Regions from separate parts of the Homo sapiens genome. Here all the other regions are linked to region 7. Evidence: chromatin loops called from intact Hi-C (ENCODE). Cell type or tissue: heart left ventricle. All regions are shown on one strand.

What was found. Peaks named below come from ENCODE experiments on the same cell type or tissue, not always from the same donor. Only the 100,000 strongest peaks of a DNase experiment are listed, where the experiment ranks them.
Region 1: a loop joins it to region 7, with 4 times the contacts of the local background. A loop is called at or near these places in 4 of 110 quality-filtered maps.
Region 2: a loop joins it to region 7, with 3 times the contacts of the local background. A loop is called at or near these places in 61 of 110 quality-filtered maps.
Region 3: a loop joins it to region 7, with 6 times the contacts of the local background. A loop is called at or near these places in 86 of 110 quality-filtered maps.
Region 4: it touches region 7 in a loop (6-fold over the local background); 28 of 110 quality-filtered maps call a loop at or near these places.
Region 5: it touches region 7 in a loop (9-fold over the local background); 28 of 110 quality-filtered maps call a loop at or near these places.
Region 6: a loop joins it to region 7, with 14 times the contacts of the local background. A loop is called at or near these places in 61 of 110 quality-filtered maps.

Annotation. Positions count from the first base shown.
Region 1 is chr5:167,952,903-167,956,902 of GRCh38, forward strand. The region is part of intron 6 of TENM2 (teneurin transmembrane protein 2); the gene reads left to right. It overlaps TENM2-AS3 (TENM2 antisense RNA 3), which reads right to left and starts at 713. Exons shown (of 3, transcript XR_941186.3): 1 at 490-713. In heart left ventricle, no CTCF peak of the experiment used is centred here; no DNase peak of the experiment used is centred here; H3K27ac peaks cover 925 bases.
Region 2 is chr5:168,112,318-168,116,317 of GRCh38, forward strand. All of the region lies in intron 11 of TENM2 (teneurin transmembrane protein 2), which reads left to right. Among named protein-coding and RNA genes, the nearest start is that of MIR12125, 52 kb to the right of the region's middle. In heart left ventricle, a CTCF peak has its summit at 2,298 (motif pointing right); no DNase peak of the experiment used is centred here.
Region 3 is chr5:167,721,831-167,725,830 of GRCh38, forward strand. All of the region lies in intron 4 of TENM2 (teneurin transmembrane protein 2), which reads left to right. Among named protein-coding and RNA genes, the nearest start is that of TENM2-AS4, 64 kb to the left of the region's middle. In heart left ventricle, CTCF peaks have their summits at 1,636 (motif pointing right) and 1,843; a DNase peak (open chromatin) is centred at 1,631.
Region 4 is chr5:167,572,903-167,576,902 of GRCh38, forward strand. The region is part of intron 4 of TENM2 (teneurin transmembrane protein 2); the gene reads left to right. Among named protein-coding and RNA genes, the nearest start is that of TENM2-AS4, 85 kb to the right of the region's middle. RefSeq lists enhancers at 148-773, 774-1,399. In heart left ventricle, no CTCF peak of the experiment used is centred here; no DNase peak of the experiment used is centred here; H3K4me3 peaks cover 1,114 bases; H3K27me3 peaks cover 2,591 bases.
Region 5 is chr5:167,580,822-167,584,821 of GRCh38, forward strand. All of the region lies in intron 4 of TENM2 (teneurin transmembrane protein 2), which reads left to right. Among named protein-coding and RNA genes, the nearest start is that of TENM2-AS4, 77 kb to the right of the region's middle. In heart left ventricle, a CTCF peak has its summit at 1,630; no DNase peak of the experiment used is centred here.
Region 6 is chr5:168,126,353-168,130,352 of GRCh38, forward strand. It overlaps TENM2 (teneurin transmembrane protein 2), which reads left to right. Exons shown (of 31, transcript NM_001395460.1): 14 at 402-614. Among named protein-coding and RNA genes, the nearest start is that of MIR12125, 37 kb to the right of the region's middle. In heart left ventricle, a CTCF peak has its summit at 2,298 (motif pointing right); no DNase peak of the experiment used is centred here; H3K27ac peaks cover 707 bases.
Region 7 is chr5:168,218,368-168,222,367 of GRCh38, forward strand. TENM2 (teneurin transmembrane protein 2) reads left to right here. Exons shown (of 31, transcript NM_001395460.1): 25 at 1-632. Among named protein-coding and RNA genes, the nearest start is that of TENM2-AS1, 12 kb to the right of the region's middle. In heart left ventricle, a CTCF peak has its summit at 1,617 (motif pointing left); no DNase peak of the experiment used is centred here; H3K4me3 peaks cover 319 bases; H3K27ac peaks cover 408 bases.

The DNA.
Region 1 (4,000 bases), 270 kb before region 7:
AGAGTTCCAGTCGGAGAGACCCTCTGGGTATAAATAATGAGACAAGTTTACCACCTCCTTGTTCCCTTGGTAATTTGACCCTGGACAGTAGGTTGACAGGTATTTCTTCGTTCACATGTGTCTCCTTTTAAAGCTTGTTTACTTTCTCGGATAGCTCTTGTGTACCCAACTAATAGAATTAGCATAACATATTTTTACTCGAAGGCTCATGGGAAACATGCTTATAAGGGTATATTGACTGAAAGCTGCTGATAAATTATGCATTTGGCCTTTCTTGAAGTAATAAATGAAGACTCATTTGAAATTAAGTGTTTGGGGAGACCTTGAGAAACAATCCCTGATTCCAAACTGACAGAAGTATAATTTAAATTTATATTTCATCCAACATGCAGTCTCACTTTAATCCCTCCTGTACACACTAACAGCTTGATGCCTGTGGGGCAAACGGTAATGTATAAAAACAAACAAGAAAAAAGGGGCAGCACTTACGTGAGGAGGGAAGAGTTTGAAAATGATCTCCAGGTCTGGCTTTGTTTTGTGTAGCCTTTGCTTCTGTCCTTTTTTCACCTTCGATTCTGTTCTCCAAAACCATATACACCTTAATGATCTGAAAGAAGACCTGTCAGTCAGGGTATGGAGGGGCTGGAATGTCACTGACAGTGAAGGCTCTGTGTGGGTTGGCCAGACTCTGAAACAGCCTTGCTGCTCTATCCCCAGGCACATTCTTGGTTTGTGTGTTTCAAATGCTATTGTTTCCTTGTCTAGAAGAACCATGGAGACGGAACAGAGAGGAGGGCTAATTCATACTGACCCTTCATAAAGTTCCCAAATAGATTTTAAACTTTAATAACTTAGGTTTGAGGAAAGACAGAAATAATCTGTAATGTTTCTGATAATGGCCAGTGAATTCTCTTCACACAGCTGGAAGCAATTTTGAAAGTAGCATTTGGAGTTGTTTCTTACCTATAATTTTTTTGTTTTTTTATAAGATCCTGAAAATTAATATGTTATACATCTTTGTCACTATAATCACTCCAAACTTTTAATTTTATTTTCTGACAATTATAGGATTTTTAAAGAATTTTTGCTTTATTAAGAGAAACTAAAAGAATGAACCTAAGCTAATAAATATCCTTGATCTCAACATTAGTTTAAAAGAATTGGTACAGAAATAAATAAAATGACACAAAATGAAGCACTAAGCCAAATACAAAGGGTGCTGCATTATTATTATTTTCCTCTGCAAAAAATACCTAACGTGTGTGCACACACACACTCACTCACACACACACACACACAAACAAACACACACACAGGCTCTCACACAAAGAATGGTTACATAACAAAGTAAACGTTATAACAACCACATCTGTTTGACTCTTAATCCAAACTAACACGAAAAATCTGTCAAGACAATTGGGGTAATTTAAACACGGATTGGGTATTTAATGATATTAAGAATATAATTATAATTTTATTAGGTGCAGTTTTGGCATGCATGTTTGGTTCAAACATTAAAAACATTCCAATTGAGGAATGAAAAGCTACGTATCGGGTATTATGCTTTTTTAAAATTTATTATAGTTTAAGTTCTGGGATACATGTGCAGAACGTGCAGGTTCGTTACATAGGTATAAACATGCCATGGTGGTTTCCTGCACCCATCAACTGGTCATCTATATTAGGTATTTCTCCTAATGCTATCCCTCCCCTAGGCCCCTGCCCCCTCACAGGCCCCAGTGTGTGATGTTCCCCTCCCTGTGTCCATGTGTTCTTATTGTTCAGCTCCCACTTATGAGTGAGAACATGTGGTGTTTGGTTTTCTGTTCCTGTGTTAGTTTGCTGAGGATGATGGTTTCCCGCTTCATTCATGTCCCTGCAAAGGACATGAACTCATCCTTTTGTTATGGCTGCATAGTATTCCATGGTGTATATGTGCCACATTTTCTTTATCCAGTCTATCATGGATGGGCATTTGGGTTGGTTCCAAGTCTCTGCTATTGTGAATAGTGCTGCAATAAACATATGTGTGCATGTGTCTTTATAGTAGAATGATTTATAATCCTTTGGGTTCATACCCAGTAATGGGATTGCTGGGTCAAATGGTATTTCTGGTTCTAGATCCTTGAGGAATCACCACACTGTCTTTCACAATGGTTGAATCAATTTACACTCCCACCAACAGTGTAAAAGCATTCCTATTTCTCCACATCCTCTCCAGCATCTGTTGTTTCCTGACTTTCAATGATCGCCATTGTAACTGGCATGAGATGTTATCTCATTGTGGTTTTGATTTGCATTTCTCTAATGATCAGTGATAATGAGCTTTTTTTCATATGGTTGTTGCCCACATGAATGTCTTCTTTTGAGAAGTGTCTGTTCATATCCTTCACCCAATTTTTGATGGGGTTGTTTGTTTTTTTCTTGTAAATTTGTTTAAGTTCCTTGTGGATTCTAGATATTAGCCCTTTGTCAGATGGATAGATGGCAAAAATTTTCTCCCATTCTATAGATTGCCTGTTCTCTCTGATTATAGTTTATTTTGCTGTGGGGAAGCTCTTTAGTTTAATTAGATTCCATTTGTCAATTTTGGCTTTCTTTGCCATTGCTTTTTGTGTTTTTGTCATGAAGTCTTTGCCCATGCCTATGTCCTGAATGGTATTGCCTAGGTTTTCTTCTGGGGTTTTTATGGTTTTAGGTTTTGTGTTTAAGTCTTTAATCCATCTTGAGTTAATTTTTGTATAAGGCATAAGGAAGTGTTCCAGTTTCAGTTTTCTGAATATAGCTAGCCAGTTTTTCCAACACCATTTATTAAATAGGGAATCCTTTCCCCATTGCTTGTTTCCATCGGGTTTGTCAAAGATCAGATGGTTGTAGATGTATGGTGTTATTTCTGGGGCCTCTGTTCTGTTCCATTGGTCTATATATCTGTTTTGGTACCAGTACCATGCTGTTTTGGTAAATGTAACCTTGTAGTATAGTTTGAAGTCAGGTAGCGTGATGACTCCTGTTTTGTTCTTTTTGCTTAGGCTATATCACTTGGCCGTATGGGCTCTTTTTTGGTTCCATATTAAATTTTAAGTAGTTTTTTCTAATTCTGTGAAGAAAGTCAATGGTAGCTTGATGGGGATAGCATTGAATCTATGAATTACTTTGGGCAGTGTGGCTATTTTCACTATATTGATTCTTCCTATCCATGAGCATGGAATGTTTTTCCATTTGTTTGTGTCCTCTCATTTCGTTGAGCAGTGGTTTGTAGTCCTCCTTGAAGAGGTCCTTCACATCCCTTGTAAGTTGGATTCCTAGGTATTTTATTCTCTTTGTAGCAATTGTGAATGGGAGTTCACTCATGATTTGGCTCTCTGTTTGTCTGTTATTGGTGTATAAAAATGCTTGTGATTTTTGCATATTGACTTTGTATCCTGAGACTTTGCTTGAAGTTGCTTATCACCTTAAGGAGATTTTTGGGCAGAGATGATGGAGTTTTCTAAATATACAATCATATCATCTGCAAACAGAAACAATTTGACCTCCTGTCTTCCTATTTGAATACCCTTTATTTCTTTCTCTTGCCTGATTTCCCTCGCCAGAACTTCGAGTACTATGTTGAATAGGAGTGGTGAGAGAGGGCATCCTTGTCTTGTGCCGGTTTTCAAAGGGAATGCTTCCAGCTTTTGGCCATTCAGTGTGATATTGGCTGTGGGTCTGTCATAAATAACTCTTATTATTTTGAGATATGTTTCATCAATACCTAGTTTATTGAGAGTTTTTAGCATGAAGGGGTGTTAAATTTTATTGAAGGCCTTTTCTGCATCTATTGAGATAATCATGTGGTTTTTGTCATTGGTTCTGTTTATGTGATTAATTACATTTATTGATTTGCGTATGTTGAACCAGCCTTGCATCCCAGGGATGAAACCGACTTGATCATGGTGGAGAAGCTTTTTGATGTGCTGCTGGCTTCAGTTTGCCAGTATTTTATTGAGGATTTTCGCATCGA
Region 2 (4,000 bases), 110 kb before region 7:
ACTCAGGTATTAAGCCTAGCGCCCACTAGTTATTTTTCCTGATCCTCTCTCTCCTCCCACCCTCTACCCTCCAGAAGGTCCCAGTATGTGTTTTTTCCCTGTATGTGTCCATGTGTTCTCATCATTTAGCTCCTACTTATGAGAATATACAATATTTGGTTTTCTGTTCGTTAGTTTGCTAAGGATAATGGCCTCCAGCTCCATCCATGTCCCTGCAAAGGACATGATCCCATTCCTTTTTATTGCTGCATAGTATGGAATTTATTTTTGAATACAGTGTGCAGTGGGCGGGGGGGGGGTCAAACTTTATTACTTTTCTACCAGATGGATTGCCAATTGCAGGGATCTTGCTAGAAGGGAAACTCACCTTTCTGACACTGGTTTGCTCAGCACCAAGCTAAGTCCACAACCTCAAAAGCCAGTGGGGTTGCCTTTTGAGTTTTGGTTTGAGGGGTCACCGAGCTTTGTTTGCCTGGCCTCCATGACCTAAATATTACATCCTCAATTGCTTCAGGAGGATCAATGCATCTTCTTTTCTCCATCACTTATCCTCTACCACCTAACCAAGCTACTAACCCATGTGAGTTACTCATCACTATTGCTGACTAACTGGGATATAAGGCAACCAACTATTAGTGCTATTTTGACGATTTGCCTGGAGTACTAGCTTCAAGTATTTTCACCTCTCTTTTCCAAAGAAATTTTCAAACAGACTTCAGCTGGGTGTAGTGGCTCATGCCTATAATCCCAGCACTTTGGGAGGCTGAGGCAGGAGGATCACCTGAGTTGAGGACTTCGAGTCCAGACAGGGCAACATAAAGAGACCCCGTCTCTACCGAATTTTTTTTTTAAATTAGCTGGGCATGGTGGTGCACACCTGTGGTCCCAGATGCTCTGGAGGCTGAGGCAGGAGAATTGCTTGAGTCAGGGAGGTAGAGTCTGCAGTGAATGGTGATCCTGCCACTGCACTCCAGCCTGGGTGACAGAGCAAGACCATGTCTCCAAATAATAATAATAATAATAGTAATAAAATGAAATAAGTATAAAACAGACTTCAAATAATTTTTTAAATACATTATTTGAAATTCCCTCTACACATCTAGTCCAGCCCACAAATTATTTGTGCAGATGTAGGCATTTTCCCTCTGCTTTTATGACTGAGCCTCTCCAATATCCTTAACTTTTCTCCACGTATTCTCTTTACTGCAAGCTCCAAGTGGACAGGTGGCTTATCCTGTTACTTCCCACTGAGTAAATAACACTGATAATTCATCTCATCCCTTACAGAGAACTTTGTGGGGGCTGGGAGGGCGGGGGAGCTTCAGCTGGATCATTAAAATGAGCTTTATACCATTTAGGTGAATCTAAATTCTGTCATTTTTTTGTCATCAGCCTGTTAACTTGTCAGTTATTAGTGGTTGTGGTAATTTATTTTTCTTCTGTGGGAGTCTTAGAGCTTCCATTTACTAGATTTAGTAAAACAGGAATAGTCAATTTGTACAAACATTTTAATTAATTTTACATAGAAGCTTGAATGCACAATGTTCTGCTCCCGTAAGCCTTAGGAAGAAGAGAGACATGCGGAGACAGAAAACGCTCCACTTTCATACCTGACCAATCACAACCAACTCCCTCCCACACCAGAAAAGACTGGAAGAAGAAAAAATGAAATCTTTCCATTAGTATGATTTGACATACGTCTGGTGATTGCTAGTGTTTGTGTGTGCGTGTTTGAGACCTATGGCATTTCTTTATTTTATTAGCCCTTGAAGTCAGATTAGAGATTCAGTTTGAAATTTTGTAAGGGAGCATCTCTTAATTTGCCTACCAAGTGTCAGCCACTCCTGTGAGCCATACATGTTACCTCACTGAACCCTTCCATCAATGCTGAAAGGCCATTTTTTGAAGGGGAAATTGGGTCTTTGAGAGGTGCAGTAATCTTGCCAAAATCCACAGCTGGTAAGGTACAGGTTTGGTTTCGAATCCAGGTCTTTCTGGCATCAAAACCCTTGCTACTTCCACTTCTGCTCCGTAATACTTCTTGGCACAGAGTAGGCAGTCAGTGTCATTTTTCTATAACCTGTCATAAAAAATAATGCAGCTTGCATGATAGTAAAAATATAAGACTTATTAATACAGGAGGTTCCCCATTTCACATCCAGCCTCTTGAACAAAACATCAGCCTGACCTCAGATACTGGGATGCTCTGGGTTGAGTTATGTCTGAGAATGAATCAGTTGCCCCAGAGGGAAGGTGCTCTCCAATGCAGGACACCCCAGCCACCACTGGAGGGAGCTCATCTGGTGTTTCTGCACTCTGCCCCATGGCAACTGGATTACTATAAAGTCTCGCTCCTGTGATGAGCCGCCTTCCACTTCTTTGTATGGCATAAGCAAAGCCCATTGAGTGTCCTGCTTTCCAGTGAACATCACAGTGTTTTTGCATTTTTTACCACACTCCCAGTGAGCACGCGGCAAACCCTGAAGGAAGGCTGCGTTTGGAAGGTGGAGAACTCTGTGACCTATTTTTTATATTTTTCACTGAGTAATTTAAGTAGGTCAAATTTTAAATTTGATTTCCCAAGCACCTGGTTTTAAATAAAACCCATTCTTACCTTCTAGACAATCCTGTTTTTTTCTACTTGAAGTTTATGCAGAAGAGGAACAGTGTCACTATGAATAAAGAAAATAATTCGGTCAGGCACGGTGGCTCACACCTGTAATCCCAGCACTTTGGGAGGCCAAGGCGGGTGGATCACCTGAGGTCAGGAGTTCGAGACCAGCCTAGCCAACATGGTGAAATCCCATCTCTACTAAAAATACAAAAATTAGCCGGGCATGGTAGCAGGCACCTGTAGTCCCGCTACTCAGGAGGCTGAGGCAGGAGAATCGCTTGAACCCGGGAGGCAGAGGTTGCAGTGAGCCAAGATCATGCCACTGCACTCCAGCCTGAGTGACAGAGCAAGGCTCTGTCTCAAAAAAAGAAAGAAGGAAGGAAGGGAAGGAAGGGAAGGAAGGGAAGGAAGGAAAGGAGGGAAGGAAGGGAAGGAAGGAAGGAAGGAAGGAAGGAAGGAAGGAAGGAAGGAAGGAAGGGAAAGGAAAGGAAGGAAAGAAAAAAAAAGAAAAAAATTTTATCTATATTTTTTATTGATTAAAAAAGACAAAAATTTTGCACCTTACTTTCTACCATCCTCCACCTTTTGGGAGGAAGGAGGATGTAATAGGAGACCAGTGTTGGTGATTTGATGTAACTTTCTCTGCCATCCGTGACAGCCCATCCAATCTATAACCCTTAGGTCAGAGAGTCAGAAACAGCCCTTGGAAGCTCATTTAAATACACGTTGTGCAACCATACTTCTCGCTGTTTTTTATTTCAGTGCAGGGCTGGAAGGGGGCTGAGAAGTGATGTTGATTCTAGTCTTCCCACCAGGAAATACCTTCACTGTTACCTAGATCAGAAATGACAAGTAGGTTTTCTCTGGAATACCAACTCTGCCTGCTTGCCGGTCTCAGCCTGCACACTGCATTGACGGTTTCGAGGCTCTATCTGGGCTCAGGGGAACAAGATGCCGTGATCAATTAGTGATGTCTGTAGAGGTGTGGGAAGGTAGTACTATAGATCATGTGCACACGCCTGCCATCCCAGACCTAGAGCTTAGCATGAGTCTCAGGAGGAACTGGCATGGAACAAACTTAACTCTGTCTTAAATCCCTCTCAAAACTTTAAGAAAGTTCAGAGTTTCTTGTGCTACTTCATATTTGCATGTTCCCTAATTCTTAATTGGGCACCCTGGGTTCAAAGCTCTTTTTCTACCCTCTGTTAGACAATCAGCCTCTGTAGCAACTCTGTACAAACTCCTCTGTTTAAGCATCCTGTAGATAGAGAGTATGATCCCTACATTTAGACAGTTCGTCTAAATTCAATATGCGGCTTTGAAGTTCTCACTTTTGAACTCATTCTTCTCCTCTGGTAAATTCATAAGCATAAGAATTCTACTGAA
Region 3 (4,000 bases), 500 kb before region 7:
ATTTCCTTCCATTTCCAATGCGATTTGACAGAAATTCCAAATGATTCCCCCCAAAATCAGAAAAACCTATTTCAAAGTGTTTTATAACACATTAGCTGTTACTTCTTTAGCTTTGAAGTGAAATTAACCCAGACGTGAAATCCTCAGCTCTGTTTCCTTCCCACTCATGCTGTAGAAATAAACCTCCCAAAGATGCTGAGTAGGCTCTGTCCCAGGGCCAATGATGGCTGGTGGAGGTTGGTGGGACATCTCCCCTCTCCACTTCCAGCTATAAATCCCCATGTGTCACCCAAAGCCTGCATGGCTCACTTAGAGAAGCTCAACTGAGTGACTTCTGCCTCCCCTCAGGCACTGACTCCTACAAGCAGACAATTACTGGTGTCAGCAAGCATGTGCCTGTGGCTCGCTGCATGATTAGCCGTTAATATTTGGTTTTGAACTCCATCAGAGATAAGCTGTTCTTGCAGCATATCAAACCAGGCAATCTAATGCAAAGGATGCTATGGTCAGAATAAAGAGTTGCTCATTTTCCAAGAGATAAGTAGGTAGATAGATTGATAGATAGATAAATAGATAGATGGATACATAGATATAGGTAGAGATACAGCTATAGATTTAGATACAGATACAGATATAGATATATAGAAATAGAGATTTTTTAATAGACTAGTTTTTAGAATTCACGGATTCTTGTTGAGGGTGAAAAAGAAAAAGGGATACAGATCATGACGTCAGGAGATCGAGACCATCCTGGCCAACATGGTGAAACCCCATCTCTACTAAAAATACAAAAATTAGCTGGGCGTGGAGGTGCACGCCTGTAGTCCCAGCTACTAGGCAGGCAGCTGAGGCAGGATAATTGCTTGAACCCGGGACAAGGAGACTGCAGTGAGCCGAGATTGCGCCACTGCACTCCAGCCTGGCCATAGAGTGAGACTCTGTCTCAAAAAACAAAACAAAACAAAACAAACAAAAAAAAACAACTTTTGAGCTAAGTTCTCAAATATGTTTCTACTTCAATTTTAGGTCTCTTTCTCCTAAATATCAGAAAATGTCTTTGTCCAATATGAGTAGTCACGGAGAAATGAGGCAGTTTATTGGTAGTGAGAGTGTGATGAGGCAACCAACTACAAAAACCCTCTTTGGAGCTAGAATGATAGTGTTAGATTTCTATATCCCTCAAGGACTTTAACATTATAACCACTATGTCTGTCATTAAATACACCTGAGGTTGTGTATTCAGTGATTATAACCCTATTGGCATGCTTTTAAAAAAATTAAGGCTATTTTTTAGTCTGTGCCTGAAAACCACATTTTTAGGTCCCACTGTTGGCTAAGGAAAGAGTTAGGAGTTCATTCTTTGCCCAAGGTGCTGGGCTTATTTTATTAAAACATCCTTGCATGGTGACTTTCCTTATATTCAAAGTTCATTCCAGACGCCCAGCCTGATTTGGCCCCTGAGTCCTCATCTAGTGCCACTCTCTCCCTTGCTCACTCTTGTGCAGTCATGTTGGGCTTTTTCTGTTTCTGGAATGTACCGAATTCTCCAGTCTCCCCACCCTTGCACTTGAGGCTAGGTCTTTTCCCGGCTCCTCCTTCATTCATAAGTGCATTCTCAGCAAAACCGCCAGAGGGCGCCTGACACGTGAGCTCTGATCTGTCTTCAATGGCCTCCCATTTCACTCGAGATACAAGCCAAGGCTCTTATATCTAGCAGGAAGGCTGTCCACCATTTGAACTCAGTTTCTTCTCTGACCTCCTCTTCTGCCTACTTTCTTTTGGTTGCACCCCTGGACTTCGCTGTGTGCCTCAAATATGCTGGATATGCTCCCACCTCAAGACCTCTGCTGCTGCTGTTCCCTGTCCTAATAGTCTTCCTCTTAGTGTACACAAGGCTCCCTCCCTCTCTTCCTGCATCCTACTGCAGTTTCAGGTTCTAGACCAAGCATGTAGTAGGTGCTCAAGTAAATATCTATTGAATGAATGAACGAAAGCAGGCATTACTGTTCATGGAGCCCTTTCTGACAACCCTTTATTTAGCAAAATGGGATTTGCACTCTGCTAAGGAACGTGAATCTAATGTAAAAGATGGTGTCCCAGAAGGCTGTGAACTTTAGTGTTCAGACACACTGAGGTATAAATATATGAGTTCCACAGCCCTTCTGACTTTCTGTGCAGCTGACAGTACCTGTTTGATGAGAATTAAGTTTCCTGGGTACTCTGTAATTTAACCAGGACAATTGTTGCAGTGAGACCAGAGATTGTTTCTTTTGCTTTTGCCCATTCTTGTCTTATATATCTCATTGCATCTTATATCAGTACAATATTGGTAAATACTAGCACAAATAGCAAACTTTCTATGTAGTACACCCGTTAGGCCTCAGTGTGACTTGCCTTCCTCTCCAACAGCAGCCTTGTAAATGGTTTTGGAAAAGACAATCTGTGGATAAATTACTAGTTTTTTTTTTTTTTCCCATGTACTTACTGTGTGACTTTGGGCAAGTTTCTTAATGTCTCTGAATCTCTTCATGTATAAAACAGGGTTTTAAAAAATTCTACTTCATGAAGTCCTCATGTATTCATTTAATAAATATTTCATTGAGCACTTACTATGGTTGAGGCATTATTTAGGTGCTAGGGAAAGAGGGATGTACAGGACAAATAAGATGCCCAACTTTCATTCTATTGGGTGGAGGGAAGGAGGGAAGACAGTAGAGTAGGAAGGAGATGACGAATTCAGTAAGGTATTTTTCATGAGTGATGAGTGTTATCAAAGAAATAGGCCCAGGGAAATGAAATAGAAAGGGAAGAGATAGGAACACCACTTCAGGTTGAGTTATCAGAGAAGACTTCATTTCTTTGTGGCTGAGATCTAAATGCTGAGAAGAAACCAAACACACAAAGATCCTAGGGTATAATGTTCCAGGCAAGGGTAAAAGTAAAGTTCAAAGACCCTGAGACGGACAGTAGCTTGATGGTTTGGGGAACAGAAGGAAGACTGTCGAGCCCGCAGTCGTAGTGAGAGTGGTATTAAGGGAGCTCAGAGACATAAGCACAGGCTGGATTACGGCAGGTAAGCTCTGCAAAAAGTTTCTGGCAGAAATCATCTTACCACTCTTCCTGGCACCTCATAATTATCTAATAAATTTAAATGTCCTTTCTTTTCCAAATTTCAATTTTCTAATTAGAAGAAGGATTATATTTATTCTCCATTAAAATAAAGGGTATGAGCAAAGTTATGTTCAAATAGTTTGGTATGCTTGTGCTAATTTACATTTGTCACCAATCATGATTTTAATTAAATACATGGGAAATGGATTCTTATTAAAATTCAATAAATTTTTTTTTTACCCCAAATGTGGTCAAGTGTTTTCCCCTGGATTTATGTAAGCATAACTCCTATGATATGGTGTAAAATGAATCACACTTTTTTTTTAAAGATGCTTTTGTTTGAGTATCTTCAAGAAAAATCTGTTGTGAGAAAGATCCTAAACATATGTATGTATAGATGCATATCTTTGAAAGCCTATGTGAATACCAAGGGAATCTGAACTTTTTCTTTGGAGATGTTTACATAATAAATCTATTTTCATCAATCTGGCATATTTTTCTCCTAGCACTGACTTACTGAATGCCGCTGACCACGTGCTGCCTCTCATGCTAAATGCTTACTTAATTCATCACCAAATTCTGTAGACTGTACAGGCTAAACACCTCTAATGCATTTACTTATTTTCATCCTCACTGTCCATCACACTCCCTCCCTCCCTGTTTCTGCAACAGCTTCCCAATTGGATCTTTTTAAATGCAAATTGGATCCTGTGTTCTTTACTTTAAAATATTTGTATGGCTCGCCAGTGCCCTGAGTGGTTTAGGGGTTCTTAGCTTTTATCCCTTATTTACTTTTCTAAGTGCATCTGTTACCACTTCCTACAGGTCAGGGTCACGCTTAAGCTCCTCCCATCCTCAAAGAAGCCTTACTCTCTCGCTTTGCCTTGTC
Region 4 (4,000 bases), 650 kb before region 7:
ATTTAGGTTTTTCACTTTCCTAATAGCTTCTTTTCCAATACCTTTCCTTCAGACACCATGCCCTCCCTTTTATTTTGCCTTTATTAATGAAAACTAATGAAGAGAAACACCGTTTAAACTTGAACTAGGAAACACAGGTTTTGTAGTGCTAATATTTTGGTGTGGGCTCTTTTTTTTTTTCTTTAAGACAATTATCAAGACGAAGCATTTGTTTCTTCTTTTGTTTACCCATGGCAGTTTGTCAGCAGTTATGATAAGTAGAGTTCCATCTGCCAGTAAAACTACATTGCAAATTGCCGTAGAAATTAGCAGCTTTCATTTTTGCCTACATAAATAAATATGCGAAATAAATTGCACATAAATGCATCCTAAAAAATCACAGGTATACCACACAGTTAAATGCCAATCAGACAAACCCAGAGACACACTGCGATTATCTCAGTTTTCAAACCTGGGAGATACACGAATGTGTTTCTAAATGAGAGAGGCAGTGTATCATGCTCGCTGAGATAAAAACAGAAGCTGCCAGACACTGCACTGTGGCTTTATTCTGAGAATCCTTTGCCTGAAACCCGCTCTCTTTTCTTGATGTTCTCTGTCTCTCTCTCTCTCTCTCTCCCCCTCTCCCCCTCTCTCTCTCTGCTTCTCTCCCTCTCTCCTCGCTGTCTTTCCCTCGCTCATTGTTCTCTCTCTCCTCCTGCCTTTGATGCACATACGTTGTCACAATTCATTGACTCTCCTCTCTTCTCTGTTCTTACACTCAAGCCTAGCGGTGCTTTCGCCAGGCAGCAGCAGCCTCTCCTGCGAGTTTTAGGCATGTATGCAGCTCAGTTTGATCGAGCGTTCCTTTTCTGCCTTTTCACTCTTACAAAAGATTAAAAGGTGGCGTCACATTGCTCCCCTGTTCCTTCCCGCAGGAGGGACTTAAAAGGGACAACAAAAACTAATCACTTTCAATAAGCATTTTCTTGCTGGAAAAAAAAAAAAGAAAAGAAAAAAAAAGAAAGAAAAAAAAAGGCGGGGGGTGGACTTAGCAGTGTAATTTGAGACCGGTGGTAAGGATTGGAGCGAGCTAGAGATGCTGCACGCTGCTAACAAGGGAAGGAAGCCTTCAGCTGAGGCAGGTAAGCGCCGATCGGAGGGTTTGACCGAGTGGCTTAGTTAAATCTCTGTTTTCACCGTTTTGTAATTGAGAAAGGCATCCGCAGCAGAAGCCGATTTTTCAGTCGGCTTCCTTTTGTTTAACATAGAAAGTACCTGTATTAATTTTGATGAATTAGAGCATGCAGCAAATTCAATTGAAAATAGATTTGTATAGTAAATGCATTTATACTGAATGATTTCTCCTCCGTTTTATTTAAGGAGAGAGATGAGAAAGATGATTTTGATCAGAATAGCACTTTGCATTACGTTAAATTCTAAACAGCTAACGGAAAGAAAAATAATCCAATTGATACTGCTTTTGAACTCCGGGACTTAAACCCTAGGAGACAGCTGCCATTTGAAATTTTTCTTCTAACTGAACTTCTGATGTGTTATAATAATTTTTCACTGGAGGTTTTAGCAAGGGTAGAGTTTATTTAAGTCGAGCTACTGGGGTTTGTTTGGCTTGGATCTTGTGGGTGAAGCGCTTCTTATATCTCCTTAACGTGTGTCAGGTTGATGGTTCATAAATAGAGATTAAGTGTTGTCCCAAATGAAATATGAAGTTAAAACATCAGGTTAGGGCATGTTGTAGAAAGGGATCTGGTAAATAATTAGGAGAACTGAATTATGACAGTTTGAAATGGGAGTTAACTCTGGAGGTGCTGTTTGATAAACCTTTCTGGATTCTAAGCGGCTCAATAATGGAGGGGCTGATTACCAGTCTCGAGTCGGAACTTTGCATCAGGATCCTAAATGTGGAATACATATGGATTTTCATTGTACGTAGCTTTTAGAAATATGTCCCTTTTGTGTGCTATGAGAGTTGTGGATTATATTTGATGGCATGTCTCCTTTAAAGAGCTTTGGGGTGAAGCTTAAAAGGCTCATATCTATTTTAACATTGAACAAACACAAAATGCATGATCTCCCAGCACTTGATTTTTGTTGCTACTTCTGTTGTTTTAAAGTTTTGATTATGTGTTTTTAACCTCAGTCTTTGTTGATTCTGTGTTCATTGCTTCTGCTGCTAAAATGTATTGCTGACATGAAAAAACTGAGATTTGAGAAAGAAAAAAAAAAAAAACAACCCAAACCCACCTCTGATTAGCCAAGTTTCTAATTAAGGATAACAGAAATCCAGATTATATCTAAGATTTTACCTAAAAGATAGCATAGAATGTTTAAAATTCATTTTTAAATGTTTTTATGAGAAAATCTGAATATTAAAAGTACAAAATTCAGTTAAAAGAATCCTCCTCTGGAATGATATATACAAGGGTGACTTCAGTACCTGTACTAGGTTTGGTCCTAGAAAGAACTGCACTACTATGGCATTGTTGATTTCAGCGGCCACGGAAGGGAGGATATTTTATGTATTTGTCTGGAGATAAGATTTTTTTCTTCCCAAGTTTCCAAACCGGACTTGCTCCTCAATATCATACCCTGGCATGTCTCGCGTTTGCCAGACCATCTGATGGCATCTTGTGGGTGCAGCCTATGAATCCAATTTTATGAGGACATCAGAAACTGCTGAGTAGTGGGGAGTAGAGACCAAATGGACTGTGGGTCTGATCATACTTCATCATCCAGAGATAATCTCTGGTGGAAGTTCCCTGGGAAGCCCCTGATACAGGTTGGGGAGACTTAATTTTTCCTCATGGTTGAAAGAATAGGGAAAGATGCAGACAAGAGAAAAAGACACTGCTGTCGAATGTTTGATGCAATCGTGCTGGTGGTAGCATAGTGAGTTTTTAAAATCGCATCACATGTAATTTTTTTTCAGCTTAAGAAACTTTGCAGAATCTTGAAGTAGCTTTTCTCAAATTCAATCTCGTTTTTTTTCTACATCGTTTTTTCCTGCGTGAAATTTTTCTCTGACTCCAGCTACACCTAACTATTGAAAGCTGTTATTCTGCTGCTGATAATGATGATTATTTCTCAAATAAGTGGCAAGTGTTGAAGGGATGGGCCAAGAGAAATATGTTGTCTGTATCATATATGCTTTGCTTTTATTTATGAAAATGACTTCTTCCAGGTGAGGCAATGATAAATTTGAAGTTGCGACTTGGCTATTTGCCTCACCAAACAACTGTCCTTTTCTTAGAGAACAAAATAGAACTAAAGTAAGCAGAAATAATTTCATTGTAAACTGGATTGTAGTTCAGCATGTACTTTTTAGGCAGATGGTAATCAAAGCTATCCTTACTCAAACTATTTGATTCATATAAATAGCATTTTTCTGAATTTTCCAGTAGATGTTGCTGGAGAGCAAAGAAAAGAGCATTTTTTTTTTTTTTACAGGAAAAAAAGAAATGCAGTAGACTTATAAAAGCCAAGAAAAAAGATTCTTCTCCCCAAACTCTGCTGATAGCATTTTGCATAATTTGCTAATTAATGAATTATATTGAATCATTACCGTTTATGATGTTCTATAGAAAGCTATTAAAACTTGAGTTCGATTTTAAAATTATGAGATTGTTCTCTTTAGTCCCTATATATAATGTCTGTTTGCTGTGTTCCGTTTTCAAAAAATCAACTTAACTGCACATTACTATTCAGAACATTTCATCCCTGAATGCTAAAACCCTTTAACATGCAAATATGATGTCAGAGGAAGAACTGAAATAGAATACCCTGAGAAGAGTAATGATCAAACGCATTATAAAAATATGCACCAGTTGCCAACATGTAATGAAATATTAAGAAATTAAAAGCATGCAACCTCTAAAGTAATAGAATTTCATTGCTCTGAGACTGTTTTCCCACTGAATATTAAGTGCTTAATAGATCTACCCGTAAAAAACAATCGAAAACCTACATGATTTGTCACTGAAGTTCTTTCATTATATGATTT
Region 5 (4,000 bases), 640 kb before region 7:
CTACAACAAATACAAAAATTAGCCGGGCGTGGTGGCGCAAGCTTGTAATACCAGGTACTCAGGAGGCTGAGGCACCAGAATTGCTTGAACCCAGGAGGCGGACGTTGTAGTGAGCGGAGATCGTGCCGCTGCACTCCAGCCTGGGAAACAGAGCGAAACCTTGTCTCAAAAAATCAAAAAAACGGGAACCAAAAAAGAAAACCTTGATTTCCTCTCATATTCACGTACATCAGTTGTGGCTTGGACACTTTCATAATCCTGTGGTTATATCTGGCACTTTGTACCAATGTCTCTCATCAAATAGTGTACTCTTCTGTCATCTCTATTTGACAAACATACTTATTAATAATCGGTAGCAGTTTGAGGTGCTTAATACAAATTCACAAGCTGTTTCTGTTTCTAAATGTATAACATAATATAAGCAATAAAACATATGCTATATAATATAATTGACAAAATATGCTAAAAGGCAAAAAGTGGTGTTGCCTCAGTGGTACTTTAAAAAATATCCTTTTATCACTAGATTAAAACTGAGTCTGTTAGAAAGAAACATACTTGAAGTTGTTAAATGTTCAGGTGCAGTCGATGATGTAGTATAATGAACAATAGTTTTCAACCCATATTTTAAATGAGAATTTAAGCAGTAATATAGTACATAAACTGAAAATGTAAAACAACTGTTAGAAAAATCATTGACAAATCTAGTCACATGTTCTGTATGTAGAGGATTCCTCTTAGTATTCGTATTTGTGTTACATTTATATACATACATGTATGTACACACATGTATTATAGAGAATATATGTATGTGCATATATCTTTATCTATATCTATTTCCAGAGTGAGAGAGACAGAGAGAATAAAGGGGTGAATTCCTAATAAGATACAGTATGAGTACATTCCCGATAAAATATTGTGGTTTTTCCAGCTGACATTATTAATTTCCCACAATCTGACGCACAGTGTGCTATGTACCAAGGATGCCAAAATGAAAAAGACACAATTCTTAAGGAGTTTATGATCTAATCTGAAATTAGATATTATTTTCATGTTGAATTTTCAGTTGTAGATATATTTAGTAATCAAAAACATTGAGAGAGAAAAAAAAAAAATCAAGCGTTACAAAGCCATTGGAGCCCACACTAGGTATCTCTACATTTTACATGTCTTGCCTCATCAGGAGGAGAGTTGGAAAATAAATATAGGCAGGTATGATTTGGGGAAGAAGATTCTCATATAATATAATCTTGTCCCAACTAAACATAAATCTGGCTTTATGGAAAAACCAGGCTAGGGTTTCTGAATTCTCTGTTACCACTTACTGTTGATGCAGGCCACAGACCAAAGATAGGATTAGTTTGTCTGATTTTCACTCTTCTCTGAGTTCTATACAGCATTCAATCAAGCAAAGAATGTGAGGGAAAGTGTTGTCAACCTGCTTAGTATTAAACATGCACAAATAATGTTTTGTTTGAAAAGATATGTAATTGAGCATATGTTTTTAAATGAAATAGGCTTATGTGACAAAAATCATTTTATTCTTGATCTATATGGCATTTATGATGTATATGTTTTATGTGTTTATAATCACCTATCCTATGTGATTTATATACACACACATATAGTCTCTAGAGGTCAGTAGAATATAAGAAATGGGCAAAAATTCATGTCTAGATGAGACCCAGAGATCCTGGAGACCATTTTTCAAATGGTGAAATGATGATAGTCGACTAATGACATTAGGAACTGAAATCATTAATCAGTGTTAACAAAAAAGTCATGTCATTCTTGTTCCTGAAATGAATCTAATCTATTTGTTTTAAGCAAATTTCAGATAAATGAACATTTACATGGCACGAACCTTTACAGAAACCAAGCTGTAATTACTTTATTATAGTTTATTATAACAGGCTGTGATTCTCCAGAAGCTTTTTTGAGGATTTTTTTTTAAATGTTACCAGAACAAAAAGGTAATTTGTTTTTAAACACTTGACTATTACATCCAAAACACTATTTCTCTTTTAGCTGCCAATTCAGTCCCCTTGACTCTTAGAAATGAATCATTTCATGATTTATACGTTGTAATTTTATTTGTTCTTATGAACTAAGTGTCCCTGATGTTGGAAAATGTATTAGAAAATTGTGATTTATTTTATATATTAAGCTAAAATTGTTGACAGTCCAGCACTTGCTGCACAGTTGAGCATGTTTGCCAAGTTTTTCTCTGGAACATTCATGCACAAAAAGTGTAGGAAATGACATAATGTAGCCATGAACTATTTGATAGTGGAGTTGTCCGTGACTCTTACACACCATTTTATGCAAGAAAAAACAGCACAGCAGGGATTCAGATTTCATTCGAATTCGGGGATAAATGATTATCTTTTAAGTGGAGATCGCATGCCTTGGCTTAGAACTTAATATGCCTTGCACACATTAATATCGCTCACACTTGGAACTAATCTATCAATAAGCTATTCCCATATTTGTTTACTTACACTAGCGTGGATTGCATTCTTAGTTCAGTTTCCTCCAGGATAAATCCTAAACCATGTATTGCAGCAGAAGTGCCTAAAGGTGAATAGTCAGAAATAAAACAATAGGAGGTGATAGGGGCCTGTGGAGCTGTGAAAAGGCATTATGAGTATATGTACACACACACACACACACACACACACACACACACACACCCCAAACCTATCTTAAAACAAAACAAAACAAAAAACCTACTGAACATTTTTAGAGAATAACCATATGGAGAATTTAGAAGAACTTTAGGTTTATAGTACCACAAGATTCCCAGTAGATATTCCATAAAAATTAATGGAGCACTTACAACGCATAATCTAGCAATTATTAAATCAAGAAGATATGCTGTGTTTCCTGTCCTCAAGGGGTTCACAGTGTTAACTGGATGCTCCCCATACAGCATCTCCCCTGCCTCTGAGCCTCTACCTCTGCTCTCCCAATCTTCTACATTTTCCATTCCATCTCTCCAGGATTCCTTCCAGTCTTTCCTGCTTTCCTAACTGTGGCTTTGCAGATGCTCATCTTTTTTGTCTGCTTTAACACTCCAGTTTGTCCCTGGCTAAATACTATTCATCTTTAGGCCGAACATTAAATGTCACCTCCTCCAAGAAGTTTTTCTCGACTACTCCTCCTTAAGTTTAAATTAGGAGCTCCCACTCTGTGATACTGTAACAATGCACTCACCTTATTGTAACAGTGTCCTCACTATATATAACTGCTGGTTTAATTGTTCATAGTCCACCTGTTACTGGCGGAGGGTCCTGACTACAAGTCATTCATGTTCTTGGCGTTTTAAACAAATAATTGGATAAAATGCACAAACAAAGCAGTGAAAGAATGAAGCAATGAAAGCATAGATTTATTGAGACAAAAGTGCACTCCATAGAGTGGGAGCAGGCTCAAGCAAGTGGCTCAAGAGCACTGGTTCCAGAATTTTCTGGGATCTAAATACTCTCTAGAGGTTTCCCATTGGTTACTTGGTTACATCCTATGTAAATGAAGACTTGGCCAACAACCAGTCTGATTGGTTGGAGGAGGTGACCAGTCAGATGCTGAAGTGAAGTTACAAAGTTACACTCTCTGCAAATGAAGACTTGGCCCATGACCAGTCTGATTGGTTGGGGGAGGTAACCAGTCAGAAGCATTTTCCATTTTTCATCTGTGAGGCATGGAAAGGGGAGTTGCAAAGGGAGAAGCCGGCTGAGGCTGATCCTTTTGTTATCTGGGCATGAAGAGGTGGGGTTTTCCTTTTCATTCAGTTCTAGGAAGTCAGCATCAATCGGCCTTAGATTCCCTACCCCTCCAGACCGTATTCTCCCGCCTCACACCTAAGCTTTCTTTACTTTTCTTTTTTTTTTTTTTCAGACGGAGTCTCGCTCTGTCGCCCAGGCTGGAGTGCAGTGGCACAATCTCGGCTCACTGCAAGCTCTGCCTCCTGGGTTCACGCCATTCTCCTGTCTCAGCCTCCCAA
Region 6 (4,000 bases), 92 kb before region 7:
CAAACTGGTTGGAGTGGTCTCAATCTCTAGAAGAGTGGTTCTCACATTCTAGCGAGTATCAAAACCACCTGGAGGACTTGTTCCAACAAAATCTCTGAGTCCCATTCCCAGATCTTCTAATTCACTTGGTCCAACGAGGGCACAAGAGTCTACATTTCTAACGAGTTCCCAGGTGATACTGATGCTGTTGGTCCAGGGGCCACACTTTGAGAGTCACTTCTCTAGAAAAAAAGATCTAACAATGAATTGATACCCAGCCAAGGAGAGACAAGCCTCCAAAGATGACAGAGCTGCTGGGCCTCGGGGCCTGCTCCAGGGGTCTGGGCCATGTGCGTGGTCTGGACTCCATGGAAGGTTTCACCAGCTGTGGTGTTGAGCTGTAATCATTGTTTTTCTTCCAGAAGTGTGCTCAGTAGACTGTGGCACTCACGGCGTCTGCATCGGGGGAGCCTGCCGCTGTGAAGAGGGCTGGACAGGCGCAGCGTGTGACCAGCGCGTGTGCCACCCCCGCTGCATTGAGCACGGGACCTGTAAAGATGGCAAATGTGAATGCCGAGAGGGCTGGAATGGTGAACACTGCACCATTGGTAGGCAAACGGCAGGCACCGAAACAGGCACATATTGCTTTATTTTCATAAATTGTAGATCTATAGTGATGGTCGCGCATGGCAACTGGCTGTTCCTTCAGGGACACAAGTGCTCTCCCACATTTCCTGCTGCCCCTCCAAATCTCCCAGGGGATAGGGAAGGAGAAAAATGAGGTCCCTAATTGGGAAGGGCTTTTCCTTCTTTCCAGGATTCCGAGTTGAAAGGAAAGGGACCAGAGCAGATAAGAAAACCCCTCCAAACTTGCAATCTCAGGGAGGGAGAAATGCACATGCATGGGAAACTGTCGGTGTCTGGGGGTTGCAAGCACCTCAAATCACTGTGGTCTGCAACTCTCCCCTTTTTAAATCCTCTCTCAGCTGGCTGGATCACTGGATCCCTGCTTGCTGGCAACAAGGTGAACTCACTAATTTTAGGTCAGGTTAGACGCAGGCAGGACTCTCAGGTTCCCTCCGTAGCAGGTACCACGGTAAGGTCCTGAGATTCCCCATCACCACCACCGTCATTACATGTCTCCTCCTCTGGTCCCATTTTATTCTCACTCAGCCACCTCTCTATAAAAGCTTCTGGACCAAGGATAATTTAAAGGTCATTTTCTTTGTTAAGAAGAAATAGTTTTGGAGTTTCTTCATTTTTATTTTTCTCTCTTTTTCGGCACAGTTGTGGTTTAGGGTAGGACTATACTGGATTAAACGTACCTAATCATCCCTTTGGTAGAGAAGCTGGGAGCCAATGCTGTTTGGCTTTGCACATCTCTCAGACAGTTGGGATGACAAAGTTGTCAACTTGAGCATCATTTTACCTCCGGTTTTTACTTTTGTTATTTAATTAGATCAAGCCTAGGATCCATTTTTATACTAAGCTGGTTAATCTACTTGCCTGCATGGAAATTCTCAAAGACGTTTCCAGCCAAACTACAGTTTGGCCCCTTGAAGTTACCTTTGATCCCAGCCATCAAGTTTGAGACCCTCCCCTCTGTCCCTGCCTAACAACCCCAGTCACAGATGGGCCACCTGGAGTGAGAGACAGGGCTAGGAGCTTGCGCAGGGCTGATTCATGAGATCAGACTCAATTTCCCATGCTGTTCATTTGGGTGGTTATACAGAGATAAAGTGGACTGACTCTGTATTCGATTTCTTCCGGTTCCATCTGATTGGGCATCCGAGGGGCAGCATGCCAATCAGGGCCACGACCATAGCACTGGGACCCTGCTGGGACAGTCTGTTGGCAGTGAATTGTTTTTGCAATCTCTCGATGACGCTCCAGGTCTTGCTCCCCTGCAGCCGCTTTTATCCTCAGTTCCCTGCAGAGTCTGAGGAATAATTCAAAAGACTTTCAGGGGACGGCTGTGCACAGCCCTATACTGAGACAGTTCTTACAATAGCTTCCATTCATCAGGGGCATTCCTTTTGCTGTACTATTGCATGCCTGGTGTTATTTACATGAAGATTCCCCTCCCCATATCTCCATTGCCCCAAATCCTCCCCTCAAAAGCTCTTGCCAATCATCAGCGTTGAGGTGGATAATCCTACTTTCTTTTAATTCACACAATCCAACCTCACCTCCCCTTTGCTCCCCCTTCCCACATCTGGGGGACAGAGGGGCAGGGTTAGTGTTTCCACAATGATGCCTGCTGGCTCTCTCCTACCTACAATCTGTCTTTACTTTGGAAATAGCTCACAAGAGGGCAGTCCAGATGGATTCGAGCAGGAGTCGCCAAACTACGGCCAGAGGGCCAAATCTGGCCTGCTGCCTGTTTTTCCATGGCTTGCCAGCTAAGAATAGTTTTTACATTTTCTAAGGGTTGAAAACAAATCCAAAGAAAACTATTTCCTGGCACGTGACAATGATACGAAATTCACATTTCAGTGACCATAAACAAAGTATTATTACAGGACACCCACACCCATTCACTGATGCCTCGCCAGCTTCCATGCCACCTGTCAGCACTGAGTAATTAGGAGACCGCATGGCCCACAAAGCTGCTTGTGTGGCCCGTTATGGGAAAAAAAAAAAAAAAGGCTAACTCCTGAATTGCACAAATCTTGATGGATAGAGGGGAGAAAAGCAAGGCAGGTCCACACCCCCATTAAGAAAAGGACACCAACTGTAGCTTGAAGGATCTGAGGGGTCTACTCCAGATATCGCAGAGTGGGAGTGGAGAAAAAACAGTAGATGTGCTGAAATGCTTCCGGGGCCCTTGAAAAAGAGATGGGAAGATGACAACTTTGGTCTCAGCAGAGAACAGCAAGGAATTGGCCAACAAGAGAACATAGATGTTTCGGTCAAGCTAGTCCTTTGGGTGAGATAAGTTGGAAAAAAAGGTGTTTCTGCCACTTGAAGTGTTTGGTACAGGTTTCACATCTTTGTGAGATGACATACATGAGTTCTTGAGAGACATTCAGAAAGTGTAAATTGATATGCCAGCTAAAGCTCCCAAAATGAAGAGAGTGCTGGTCCAGTATAGTCTCTTGTTCAGAACGATGATCTCCTGTGACTTTAGAGTTTGTGCTCTGTATGTTATAAAGATCTTTACTACCAAAGCCTTTTCTTGTGAGAAATTAGGGCTCTGTGTCTTTATTAGTAGGACATGTGCCATCTCCTCATAGTTATGTTCACTGTGGTTTTCTCAAAAACAAAGCCAAGCATACCTTGATCAGTGAGATTTGCCATTCAAAAACCAGAGAGATGTTCATACATGCATAATTGCATCTTTAGCTTTTCTATCTCCGGCCCCCAGAGCTGCTTTGGGGAGTTTTATTCTTCTAGTTTGAGCAGACACTTCTGTCATTTCATTTAAAGTAAATGCCACAATTTACAAGCCCAGCATCAGTTCTCCTCCTTGGGGATACTGACAGAGAGGAAATGGGGGCTCTTTGGTCCTTTCCAAGCACAGCCTCAAATGCTATATTTTGAAAATAGAAAATACAGAAAAATGACATGGTACCAAGTCAGCAAACAATGCATAGGGAAATTTTGGGTAAGGCAGAATTGTGGGAGTTAGTGTTGGACACTTGGGTTGTCTGCGACCTGTTTACAAAAGGTCATAGGTGGTTTTCTTGGGGTCATTGCAAATAGTCAACTGAACAATTCACATCAGTCCTTGTGGATTACATTTACTGTACTAAAAGGATCAAAAAGAGAAATGGGGAAAAAAGATGAGGACACAAGGACAGACTTCTAAAACTTAGTCAGGTGGAAGCCCCAGGATCAGTCCATGTTTGGTTAATGCCTTTCTGGAATTTGCAACCAAATTATTTATATTTGAAAATGTAGTAGAGATTGCTAAACATTTAAATATAAGGTATAAGACTTCAATGTTAACTGTTAGAGCTAACTTATTGACAGACTGGATTCTACCAAGCAATGACTGTTATATAACCTTTTCCTTAAA
Region 7 (4,000 bases):
ACAGATGAGAAGAAGATTAACCGTCTACGCCAGGTAACAACCAACGGGGAGATCTGCCTTTTAGCTGGGGCAGCCTCGGACTGCGACTGCAAAAACGATGTCAATTGCAACTGCTATTCAGGAGATGATGCCTACGCGACTGATGCCATCTTGAATTCCCCATCATCCTTAGCTGTAGCTCCAGATGGTACCATTTACATTGCAGACCTTGGAAATATTCGGATCAGGGCGGTCAGCAAGAACAAGCCTGTTCTTAATGCCTTCAACCAGTATGAGGCTGCATCCCCCGGAGAGCAGGAGTTATATGTTTTCAACGCTGATGGCATCCACCAATACACTGTGAGCCTGGTGACAGGGGAGTACTTGTACAATTTCACATATAGTACTGACAATGATGTCACTGAATTGATTGACAATAATGGGAATTCCCTGAAGATCCGTCGGGACAGCAGTGGCATGCCCCGTCACCTGCTCATGCCTGACAACCAGATCATCACCCTCACCGTGGGCACCAATGGAGGCCTCAAAGTCGTGTCCACACAGAACCTGGAGCTTGGTCTCATGACCTATGATGGCAACACTGGGCTCCTGGCCACCAAGAGCGATGAAACAGGATGGACGACTTTCTATGAGTAAGTGGGTTTGTAAAGCATCTCTGAAGAGCCCTTCCCTTGCCCTAGCTGGCATTAGGACTGGGTCGCTTGTGTAGCTTTTTAAATTGCTTTGTCACGTTGTCTTTCTAACTTTAATGATGTCTTATGGCCTCAAGACATTCATGTCCCCTCTCCCTGACTCTGAAATGATTTGCTCTAATGGATCTCTGATATTGAGCATCCTCCCTACTAGAGTTGGGAATTCCTGTTGCCTGCTTGCCGTTCAAATTTCAGGATATTGGACATGCACAGCACCTGGGAGGTAAAATGTTGATTAACTTTGCTGATTATTCAAGTTTGCCATGGGTGCGGAAATTAGAATCTAAAAGGCAAGATCCCAGTGGGGTTCCTGTAATTTGCCAATAGGTCCAGCAACACACTTGATTGCACAGACAGGTAGATAAACTCTGAATTTCCTCCTTAGCAGAAGCAGATCGATACAGATAAAGCATTAGGTATATTAAAAGATGCGAGAGCTGGTCATATTTCCCCTAACAATTATCTCATACTTAATAGTCCTGACGCTTGTTTTGCAAAAAGCTGTTTTTCCTAGCTCCTGCAGGCAGTTCTTGGTCAAAGTGTCTGCTGCTGTAGGTACTAATGGTGGGATGCTGGTTGGAGGAAGTTACTAGGCATGATTCTCCCAGTGGCTGGCTGAGACTGGAGCAGAATTTATAAATATCTGGCTCTCCTAGGTGATGAAGGAGTGTGTTAACCCCTGTGTACTTGGAGTCCTTGCTTGTGTTTTGTCTGGATGCTGCTGCTAGCTCAGAATGTAGTTAAGTTAGGGAGAGTTGGCACAGCAAAAAAAAAAAAAAAAAAAAAAAAAGCGGGGGACAAGAGGGAGAACAGAAAACCTCATTGTTGATCATTCCTAAACCCGGCAATGTTTACTTCCTGTTTGTATGCCAATGGTCTTGGGAGAATGTAAAAGGAAGCTGTTGCCACCTGCTGGATATTTAGTGCATTGCAGAAGAATTGCTTCCCCTGGTTCTGACTTTCTTCTTTGGGCAACTCTTTCTCAAGCACCTTAACGATGCTTGAGATTTCTGAAGCATCTTAATACCCTTCAGGACACTGTAGTTTTGATCAAACTTTACCAGCCAGTGATTCTGCCCTCGAGGGTACCATCCGAGTGCTGTCCTTGGCTCTCATACCGAATTAGGCTGAAGCTATACACTCACCCAAACACCTCCGAGATTTTCATCTTCCTTTCTGACAGTTTCAACCAAAGACCTAATGCATTTCAGAAACAATTTGTTGGCTCTCCTGAAAGAGGGGGAAAAAACATCCCTCTCAGGGAGGCCAGCCTGAACTGGGCCTGGTTTACAGACTGTCATAAAGAAGCTTGGGTTCAAGTGCATCCACAGATCTGAACTCTAAAAGGGAAAGTATTTTCCAGAAAGTGTCCCTAGTTTAATGAAAACATAGGCATGACTCGTAATTGTGTTTTAAAATGTTCAGAAGTTACATTGAAACTGAATTTTTTTATCTTAATTTGATAAGCTGCCCTTTTTTTCATAATGTAGATAAATCCAGTGATCACAAATTCTCCATTGTGGGGTTCAAATGTATAGGGTTTTCTTTTCTACCTGAAAAGATGGTGAGTTCTTTTTGTTTTATGGCACTTTTGGCACATGATCAGCCAATTGGAAGACACACAGCCAACTTAAAAATCAGACATAACTTCACCTCCTGTCAGGGCAGTGTGGTCAAGACCAACACTGCATAGCCTTAGCCAAAACTTTAGAGAAAGGGTGATGAAGAAAACCACACAGAGGCTGTGAGGCTACTAGAAAAGTCTGTCCTGGTCGGGAGTGATGCCTCATGCCTGTAATTTCTGCACTTTGGGAGGCTAAGGCAGGAGGATCACTGGAGGCCAGCAGTTTGAGACCAGCCTGGCCAACATGGAAAAACCTCATCTCTACTGAAAATACAAAAGTTAGCCAAGTATGGTGGTGCATACTTATAGTCTCAGCTACTTAGGAGGCAAAGGCATGAAAATCACTTGAACTCAGGAGGTGGAGGTTGCAGTGAGTTGAGATCACGCAGCTGTACTCCAGCCTGGGCGACAGAGCAACACTCTGTCTCAAAAAAAAAAAAGAAAAAGAAAGAAAGAAAATGATTTGTCCTTCAGTGAGAGCTTCCTTAGGGGGATTCCTCTCTTCCCACTCTGTTACAGGGGGCAGAGTACAAATCCCCCTATAGGTGAGAAGAGTGGCCATATCTTTTTTTTCTGCATAGAACATGAGGTACAGAAGCCATTTATCTGCCGTGTTGTCACAGTGACTGTCTAAATATGGATTTGATTATCCCCATTTTATTGATAAAGAAACTGAGGCTCAGAGAATCGAAGTGACTCCCCTAAGACCACACAGGGAGTTGGTAGTGAAGCAGGACTGGAATCCAGATCTCCAAGCCCAGCGTTCTTTGCATTGCACACTAGCGTTGTAAAGCAGGGCTATGAATGGAATTTGTAACTCCACCTTCAGACTCCACATGGGAACTGTCCCTGAATTTTTGGGAAGATGTAACTCAATAAGACCAGCCTATCAATGACTCTGGAAGCAGGAGAGAGAAAGGGGTAGGAAAAAATAACACTATCGAATCTTCCTGGACCCATTTTATGATCAGCCAGTTCCAGAAACTTCCAGGACATCCAACCGTGGAATTAAGATTTCCCCAGATGCAGGCCACTGGGTCTTGATAGAAGAAGTATCCTGATTTAGTTTCATCCCTGAGGGAACTCAGGTTTTCACAGTCTTCCCCAAAAGGCAGCATCTTATACCAGAAAGCTCCTAGGTCTTAGGACCAGGATGACAGGGGTGTGGAGTCCATCTCTGCCACATGCTTACTGATTGACGTTGGACACGTTATTTAACCTCTCTGAGCCTCAATGTCTCATCTGTTACATGGGGATAAAAATGCAAATTAACAACAGGAGCCCTGTGCTAATCCACTGAGATAATACATTTTTAGAAATTAGCAAAGCGCTTGGCATATAGAAGTTTAACTCAGAGTATAGGCTAATGGGATTTGAGAGGAATTATTAAGCACACCTCTGTCTCCTTCCTACCCCTCAGGTTTCACTCAACTAACTGTAGAGTGGATACAAGAGTCAGACAGATAGAGACTTATTTTGGAAAAGCAGAATTGAAGAATGCAGCTTGCACATTAGGTCTTTTTAATACCTCACTTTGCATTTCTCCTGCTCTCTTCCCACCTCCCAGTGCTGCCTGCTGGTCTCTCATCCCCTGCAGGAGCAGAGTCTGCCTTAGCAAACTTCGGGCTCAGAGGGGCAGAAAAACACATCACCCTTAAAAAGAGGCCCTCCAGAAGACAGAAAT